2 separate regions of the Homo sapiens genome follow, and region 2 is linked to region 1. A link is an interaction called in ENCODE POLR2A ChIA-PET data of the cell type or tissue named here. Cell type or tissue: B cell. All regions are shown on one strand. Each heading gives the region's core, and the rest is flanking DNA. Links, peaks and the distances in the headings are about the cores only.

Region 1 (4,387 bases), core at 242-4,241:
TTTTGAGACGAGGTGTCACTCTGTTGCCTAGGCTGAAGTGCAGTGGCAGGACCTCTGCTCACTGCAACCTCCACCTCCCAGGTTCAAGCAATTCTGCCTCAGCCTCCAGAGTTGCTGGTATTACAGGTGCCTGCCACCAAGCCTTGCTAATTTTTTGTATTTTTAGTAGAGACAGGGTTTCACCATGTTGGTCAGGCTGGTCTCAAACTCCTGACCTCAGGTGATCCGCCTGCCTGGGCCTCGCAAAGTGCAGGGATTACAGGCATGAGGTACTGTGCTCTGCCGGGACTCATTATTAAGTTCAGAATTTCTAGATCTTAGTGAGACTCCGTTCAAGCAAAACCATACTATGATACAACGGTTAACAAGATGAGAACCTGGCAAACTTTTAAATTTTTATTTATTTACTTATTATTTTTTAGAGCCGGTGTCTCTCTCTCTTGTCCAGGATGGCCTGCAGTTCCTGAGGTCAAGTGATCCTCTGGCCTCAGCCTCCCAAGTAGTGAGAACTATGGGTATGTGCCATCACGCTTGGCTAACCAACCCCCTGCTTAACCTGAGTTTGCAAATGTCAAAGTTGGAGATAGGTCATAAAATCGACTCACTGGTAGATTTTACAGACTGAATCTTGCTGTGTTGCCCAGGCTGGTCTATAAAACTTGGGCTCAAGTGATCCTCCCATTTGAGCCTCCCAAAGTGCTGGTATTACAGGTGTGAGCCATTTCCCCCAGCCCTGCAAATAAACCTATTTTCTTTTTAAATTACTCAGTCTCAAGTGTTCCTTTATAGCAACACCAATGGACTAAGACGTATATGAATGTAGATTTACTGTATAAGAATGAACTTGTTTTGGAAGGTCTGTCTTTTTATTGGAAGAATCGTAATTCTGGTGAGCATCATGCTGGACTGGGGATAGGAGAGTTGGCAGCTCTTCTTTCATCACTGCCTCACTGAGCCTCAGGCAAGACAGCTCACCTTCCCAAGCCATGAAAAGAAGAAAACCCTTTCTCCTTTCTGCCTGCTAAGGAGGGTTATTGGAGAAAAAGCCTGTAAAGTGCTCCAACTTCAGAGAAATATCAATTGGCCCTGTGTTATTTGTCTCACTCTCTGGAAACCACTTTATTTATTTATTTATTTATTTTATTTTGTTTTTCGAGACAGTCTTGCTCTGTGGCCCAGGCTGGAGTGCAGTGGTATGATCTCAGCTCACTACAACCTCTGCCTCCCGGGTTCAAGCAATTCTGCCTCAGCCTCCCGAGTAGCTGGGATTACATGTGCCCACCACCGCACCCAGCTAATTTTTGTATTTTTAGTAGAGATGGGGTTTCACCATCTTGGCCAGGCTGGTCTCGAACTCCTGACCTCGTGATCTGCCCGCCTTGGCCTCTCAAAGTGCTGGGATTACAGGCATGAGCCACCATGCCTGGCCTTTTTTTTTTTTAATTTATTTATTTGACACAGAGTCTCGTTCTGTCACCCAGGCTGGAGTGCAGTGGCATGATCTCGGCTCACTGCAACCTTCGCCTCCTGGATTCAAGTGATTGTCATGCCTCAACCTCCTGGGTAGCTGGGATTACAGGCACGCACCACCATGCCAGCCTAATTTTTGTATTTGTAGTAGAGACAGGGTTTCACCATGTTGGCCAGGCTGGTCTCAAACTCCTGAACTCAAGTGATCTGCCCGCCTCAGCCTCCAAAGTGTTGGGACATAGGCATGAGCTACCGTGCCTGGCCTGGGAACCACAGAAAGTTCTGTTTCTGTTTCACTTTCAGGATTCTTCAGCTATTTGGCAAAGTTGAAGACATAAGTTCCCGGTTCACAACCATTTTCTCCATTTTACAGAGGGAGAGACGTAAGGCAGAAGAAGATTACATGTACGAGTTGACAGCATAATTCACTGGCAGAATTCCAAAAAGATGCTATCAGTCCAAAAGAAAATGATTCTGGGGAGCCATCTGTTCTCCAGCTGCAGAGATGTTTCTCTAAAGTGCAATAAGTATTGTTGAAACCATCTTTACTGTAGCGGAAGTCAATCACAGTCTGGATTCAGATGGGAGCTGGTTTAAGCATTCAGATGAAGAGATACTTCGTCATTTCTACCAGTGAGTCAACTTTATGACCTATCTACAACTTTGGCATTTGCAAACTCAGGTTAAGCAGGGATGGTTAGAGAGTTTATTTGATCTTTTAAATTATAAAACTTATGCAATGAGTCCAAAAAAGATGGATTACCTTGAGTAGGTAAAATAGTTATATTTGTTAAATTGACCAAGGATAAATAAAAACATAGCAAACCAGATCCAATTCTCAAATATTTTGATCTGGCTCATATCTAGGCAACCAGAGTTGGGCACTCGTCTAATGATGATGCAGTTGAGCTTAGATGGGAGAGTGGTGGGGCATGGGTAGAGAGGTACACGTGCTGGAGATGAGACACGAATGGCAGAATGTAGAGAACTGTTAAAACTGGGTGATGGGTATGTGAGGGTTCATTGTATTATTCTATTTACTTTAAATATGTTTGACATTTTCCAGAATAAGAAATGGCTTAATACAGCAAGTTGCTAACCAACTTTTAAAAAGGCATATTATCTGCCTTCTATGACTTGTTATCATTGGGTGATTCCATTGTTAGGATAATAATAAAGCCTTCTACCCTATTGTCTTTTTTTTTTTTTTTTTTTTTTTTGAGACAGAGTCTTGCTCTGTCACCCAGGCTGGAGTGCAGTGGCACCATCTCGGCTCACTGCAAGCTCCGCCTCCCGGGTTCACGCCATTCTCCTGCCTCAGCCTCCCAAGTAGCTGGGACTACAGGCGCCCACCACCACACCCTGCTAATTTTTTTGTATTTTTAGTAGAGATGGGGTTTCACCATGTTAGCCAGGATGGTCTCGATCTCCTGACCTCATGATCCACCAGTCTCGGCCTCCCAAAGTGCTGGGATTACAGGCGTGAGCCACCGCACCCGGCCAAATACTCTTTTTTTTTTTTTTTTTTTGAGGAGTCTTGCTCTGTCGCCCAGGCTGGAGTGCAGTGGCGTGATCTCGGCTTACTGCAAGCTCCGCCTCCTGGGTTCACACCATTCTCCTGCCTCAGCCTCCTGGGTAGCTGGGACTACAGGTGCCTGCCACCACACCCAGCCAATTTCTTTTTCGATTTTTAGTGGAGACAGGGTTTCACCGTGTTAGCCAGGATGGTCTCGATCTGACCTCGTGATCCACTCGCCTTGGCCTCCCAAAGTGCTAGGATTACAGGCGTGAGCCACTGCGCCTGGCCTGTTGTCTTTTAAGTACACATCATGTTGAAAAAGATTATTCAGTAACTTACAAAAATTTAATTATTATTATTTTTTGAAACAGGGTCTCACTTTCTCACTCAAGTAGGAATGCAGTGGTGCAAACACGGTTAACTGCAGTCTCAACCTCCAGAGCTCAGGTGATCCTCCAACCTGAGTCTCTGGAGTAGCTGGGACTACAGGCTCCTGTCACCATGCCCAGTTAATTTTTTGTGTTTTTTGTAGAGCCCAGGCTGATCTCGAACTCCTCGGCTCAAGTTACCTGCCTGCCTTGGCCTCTCAAGTCATGAGTTACAGACATGAGCCACTGCACCTGGACTTATTAGTTTTTTTTGAGACAAGGTCTTGTTTTATCGTCCAGGTTGGAGTGCGGTGACACAATCACGGCTCACTGCAGTCTCACATTCCTGGGCTCAAGTAATCCTCCTGTCTCAGCCTCCTGAGTAGCTGGGACCACAGCCGTGCACCACCACACCTGGCTAATTTTTTATTTTTTGTAGAGACAGGGTTTCACTATGTTGCCCAGGCTGGTGTCCAACTCCTGGGCTCAAGCTGTTACCGAATGGAAAGTCTTGATTGTGAGTTGTCCAGGTTCTTGGCACGTTGAACAAAGAATTGAACAAAATGCACAAAGCAACAAAAGAATGAAGCAACAAAAGCACAGATTTATTGAAATGAAAGTACACTCCACAGAGTGGGAGCGGACTCAAGCAAGCAGCTCAAGAGCCCCAGCTGCAATGTTGTTTAGGGTTTTTATTAAACTAAAAGAATTTTGCAACATCCCTAGGTACCCTTTAGAGGCTTCCAATTGCTTACATCCTATGCCAATGAAGGATTTGCCCACAACCAATCAAAGGCTGAAGTGAAGGCTTGGCCCTCTACCAATTAGAGGCATTTACTGTTTGTGACCTAAGGGAGAGGGGATTTTGTAGAGGGAGGAGCCTCTGGCCCCTTATCACTTGGGCATGGAGAGGTGGGGTTTTCCTTCTGGTCCAGTTCCAAGAAGTCTGCTGCAGGTTGGCCTTAGGCTCCCTGTCTCCAGACCCTGTTCTCCTGCCTGAAAGTGGTGGTCCCACTTCGGCCTCCCAAAG
Region 2 (4,387 bases), core at 145-4,144, 270 kb after region 1:
TGATACACCCCTGTCTGCCTCCCAAATTGCTGGGATTACAGGCGTGAGCCATTGTGCTTAGCCTTCTGTCCTGAATTCTCTAGGCTGGGCTTGATGACCTTCCTCTGGGCACCCTGTGAAAACATCCCTCCTAATACCATATTCTACGTAAATTGGTTATTCAGGGCTTTCTCTTCCTACTTGCCAATAAACAATTTGGGAGCAGAGAACATGAAACCCTGGGCTCTACCACTTGCTAGCTGTGTGACTCCAGGCAAGACTGAAACTGCCTTTGCAAAATTATGACTGAGACAGTGAAAGAGATTTAATTTAACTGACTCCATCTTGCTTCTAACCTCTAAGCTGTCCATGTCCATTCCTGGGCTTAAGCTGAACTAACTTTGGGAGAAACTTATAGTTTATAGTTTAAACAAAGACAGTAACAGCCCTTTCCCGAAGACCTCCTTCTTGCCTGGGGACTAGATTGCCTTTGTAGGATTAACATTAGCTACAAGATTATAAATTATGGTTTAGGAGTCATGCAGCTGGAAGCTACAAGATTCTGATCCTCACTAAACTGCTCCTAAGATCAATGCTTAAGATATTTTGCAGACCTTGCACTTGATGGATCAGCTGGCACTACCCAAATCAATAAACTGATTTATGTGATCTTGTGGCTCCCCACCTAGGAACTGACTCAGGGCAAGAAGACAGCTTTGACTCCCTGTGATTTTATCTCTGACCAATCAGCACGCCTGGCTTACTCTTTCCCCCACCCACCAAGTTATCCTTAAAAACTCTGCAGCCAGAATGTTCCGGGAGACTGATTTGAGTAATAATACAACCCAGGGCCAGGCGCGGTGGCTCATGCCCGTAATCTTAGCACTTTGGGAGGCCCAGGCTGGCGGATCACCTGAGGTCGGGAGTTCGAGACCAGCCTGGCCAATATGGAGAAACTCTGTCTCTACTAAAAATACAAAATTAGCAGTGTGTGGTACCACATGCCTGTAATCCCAGCTACTCGGGAGACTGAGGCAGGAGAATCGCTTGAACCCAGGAGGCGGAGGTTGCGGTGAGCCGAGATCACACCATTGCACTCCAGCGTGGCGACAAGAGCGAAACTCCATCTCAAAAAATAAATAAATTAATAATAATAATAATAAAACTCAGGTCTCCCACACAGCCAGTTCTGTGTTAATTACTCTTTCTCTATTGCAATTCCCGTCTTGATGAATCGGCTCTGTCTGGGGAGCAAGAAGACAGCTTTGACTCCCTATGATTTTATCTCTGACCAATCAGCACTCCTGGTTCACTGTCTTTCCCCCACCCACCAAGTTATCCTTAAAAACTCTGCTGCTGGAATGTTCGGGGAGACTGATTTGAGTAATAATACAACTCAAGGCCAGGCACCGGCAAGGTGAACCCCTTGGGCAGTTACAAGACACCTCATCTCTTCGAGCTTGTTTGCTTATCAATAAAATGGGCATGAAGATGATGATGATGATGAGCTGTTGCTGTGAGAGTTAACTGAATATTAAATGTGTTTCAGGCCGGGCGCGGTGGCTCACGCCTGTAATCCCAGCACTTTGGAAGGCCGAGGCGGGCGGATCACGAGGTCAGGGGATGGAGACCATCCTGGCTAACACGGTGAAACCCCGTCTTTACTGAAAATACAAAAAATTAGCCGGGCGTGGTGGCGGGCGCCTGTAGTCCCAGCAACCTGGGAAGCTGAGGCAGGAGAATGGCGTGAACCCGGGAGGCGGAGCTCGCAGTGAGCCAAGATGGCGCCACTGCACTCCAGCCTGGGCGGCAGGATGAGACTCCCTCTCAAAAAAAAAAAAAAAAAAAAAAGTTTTAAATATGTGTTTCAGGCTCACAGTAGCAGTTGCTCAGTTGCAATACTGTTTATTATTAGTGTCTCTGGGACTGATGGTGAGGATTCCTCCACACTTGTGGGAGTAGATGGAGGGAACCTGTGCCCAGCTTGGGTGTTTCCGGGCTGAGCACGCGCCTCTGGCTGGCTTCGGCCCCCCGGGACCCTCCTCTCCTGTCCCCTGCTCTCTTGCTCCCACTTTTCCTACCTCCCTTTTATTCAGGCCCAGCAGAAAGGGGATTCTCAGAAAGTGATACCTGGGGAAAAGAAAGCCAGGAAACGAGGGGGAAAAGGGTGGAGGCGACTTCGTCCCCACAAGCCTGGCTGGCTCCTCGCAACCGCAGGGTTTCGTGGGCTCCTCCCTGGCCTTCTGTTGCTTCCTGTTTCCTGGGTTTTGTTCTGAGAAACTTTGCAATTCCCCCACCCCTTCCTTCTCCCACGAGCAGCACAACCCTGTCCTCCTCCCTGTAGACCTCCCCTCTCTTTTCTCCCAGGCCTCTCTCGGCTTCCCCTAAACACACACGCGCGCACACACACACACACACACACACACACACACCCCGGCTGGCAGGCCTGCTCACCGATTTCTTATCACCTTTCCACCAGCCTGAGTAGACTCTCCTGCACTTTCCTGTCTGTTGGTCAGGAAGGCTGAGGGTGCCGTAGCCGTCTCGCTTCCCAAACTTCCAGTCCCCCTCATAGATGGCTCCTTTCTTCTTCCAGACCTGTGTTCCTTTCCCTGGTGACACACAGATGGGCAATGCTGCAGACATGGCCGCCGGGGGGTGGGGGTGGTGTGCCTGCCTGAGCCTCAGGGGCCCCCAACTAGACGAATCTAGAGAGCTGGGACAGGCTCTGCGCATCATCCTAGACACCAAGTACCCAGGAGAAGGCCAGGAAAGTTCCATTTCTTTCTTTCTTTCTTTCTTTCTTTTTTTTTTTTGAGGCAGTGTCTCACTCTGTCGCCCAGGCTGGAGTGCAGTGGCGCGATCTCAGCTCACTGCAACCTCTGCCTCCCGGGTTCAGGAGATACTCCTGCCTCAGCCTCCAGAGTAGCTAGGACTACAGGTGTGCGCCAACACACTTAGCTAATTTTGTGTTTTAGTAAAGATGGGGTTCCATGTTGGCCAGGCAGGTCTGAAACTCCTGACCTCAAGTGATATGCCCACCTCGGTCTCCCAAAGTGCTGGGATTACAGGCGTGAGCCACTGCGTCCGGCCAGAGGTAATTCTCTTATTTGTTGATTAGTGTCGCATGCCTGTCTTTTCCAGGAGAATGTGAGCTGCAGGAGGGCACAGACTTTGGTCTGTTTTGTTCCCTGCACTGAAAAACTGTGCCTGGAGGCTGGGTGCAGTGGCTCGAGCCTGTAATCCCAGCACTTTGGGAGGCTGAGGCGGGTGGATCACCTGAGGTCAGGAGTTCGAGACCAGCCTGACCAAAATGGCGAAACCCTGTGTCTACTAAAAATACAAAAATTAGCCAGGCGTGGTGGCAGGCGCCTGTAATCCCAGCTACTCAGGAAGCTGAGGCATGAGAATCTCTTGAACCTGGGAGGCGTGGGTTGCAGTGAGCCGAGATGACGTCGTTGCAGTGAGCCGAGATGACGTCATTGCACTCCAGCCTGGGAGACGAGCGAAACTCCATCTCAAAATCAAACAAACAAACAAACAAACTGTTCCTGGCATGTTGTAGGTGACTAATACCTGCTAATTTACTGTTTTCTCTTTTTTTTTCTTTCTTTCTTTCTTTTTTTTTTTTTTGAGACAGAGTCTTGCTGTGTTGCCCAGGCTGAAGTGCAGTGTTGCGATCTCGGCTCACTGCAACCTCCGCCTCCTGGTTCAAGAGATTCTCCTGCCTTAGCCACCCCAGTAGCTAGAATTACAGGTGCCCGCCACCATGCCCAGCTAATTTTTGTATTTTTAGTAGAGACGGGGTTTTACCATATTGGCCAGGCTGGTCTCTAACTCCTGACATCGTGATCCGTCTGCCTTGGCCACCCATAATACTGGGATTGCAGGCATGAGCCACCGCACCCGGCCTTTTTTTTTCTTTCTTTCTTTCTTTTTTTTTTTTTTTAAGACGGAGTTTTGCTATCGTTGCCTGGGCTGGAGTGCAATGGCACGATCTCGGCTCACTGCAACTTCCACCTCTCAGGTACAAGCAATTCTTCCACCTCATCCCCCCAAGTAGCTGGGATTACAGGAATGCACCAGCACGCCTGGCTAATTTTGTATTTTCAGTAGAGACGGGGGTCTCTCCATGTTGGTCAGGCTGGTCTCGAACTCCCGACCTTAGGTGATCTGTCCGCCTCGGCTTCCCAAAGTGCTAGGATTACAGGCGTGAGCCACCGCGCCTGGCCTTTTTCTTTCTTTTTTTTAGACAGGATCTGGCTGTGTTGGCTATGCTGACGTACACAGCTCGCTGCAGCCTCAACCACCCAGGCTCAAATGATCCTTCTGCCTCAGCCTCCTGAGTAGCTGAGACCACAGGTGCATGCCACTACACCTGGCTAATTTTTTAAAAAAATTTTATAGA

What was found. ChIA-PET counts read pairs that join two places held together with the same protein. Peaks named below come from ENCODE experiments on the same cell type or tissue, not always from the same donor. Only the 100,000 strongest peaks of a DNase experiment are listed, where the experiment ranks them.
Region 2: POLR2A ChIA-PET joins it to region 1 with 6 read pairs; 5 of 35 experiments call an interaction of 5 or more read pairs at or near these places.

The regions. Positions count from the first base shown.
Region 1 is chr12:121,390,127-121,394,513 of GRCh38, forward strand. It overlaps LOC124903037 (a long non-coding RNA gene), which reads left to right. Exons shown (of 2, transcript XR_007063498.1): 2 at 1,844-2,300. Among named protein-coding and RNA genes, the nearest start is that of RNF34, 7.8 kb to the right of the region's middle. RefSeq lists an enhancer at 1,657-2,066. In B cell, for the core only: no CTCF peak of the experiment used is centred there; a DNase peak (open chromatin) is centred at 1,795; H3K4me3 peaks cover 582 bases.
Region 2 is chr12:121,656,758-121,661,144 of GRCh38, forward strand. MORN3 (MORN repeat containing 3) reads right to left here. Exons shown (of 6, transcript NM_173855.5): 2 at 2,434-2,591. Among named protein-coding and RNA genes, the nearest start is that of MORN3, 11 kb to the right of the region's middle. In B cell, for the core only: no CTCF peak of the experiment used is centred there; a DNase peak (open chromatin) is centred at 2,394; H3K4me3 peaks cover 943 bases; H3K27ac peaks cover 1,357 bases.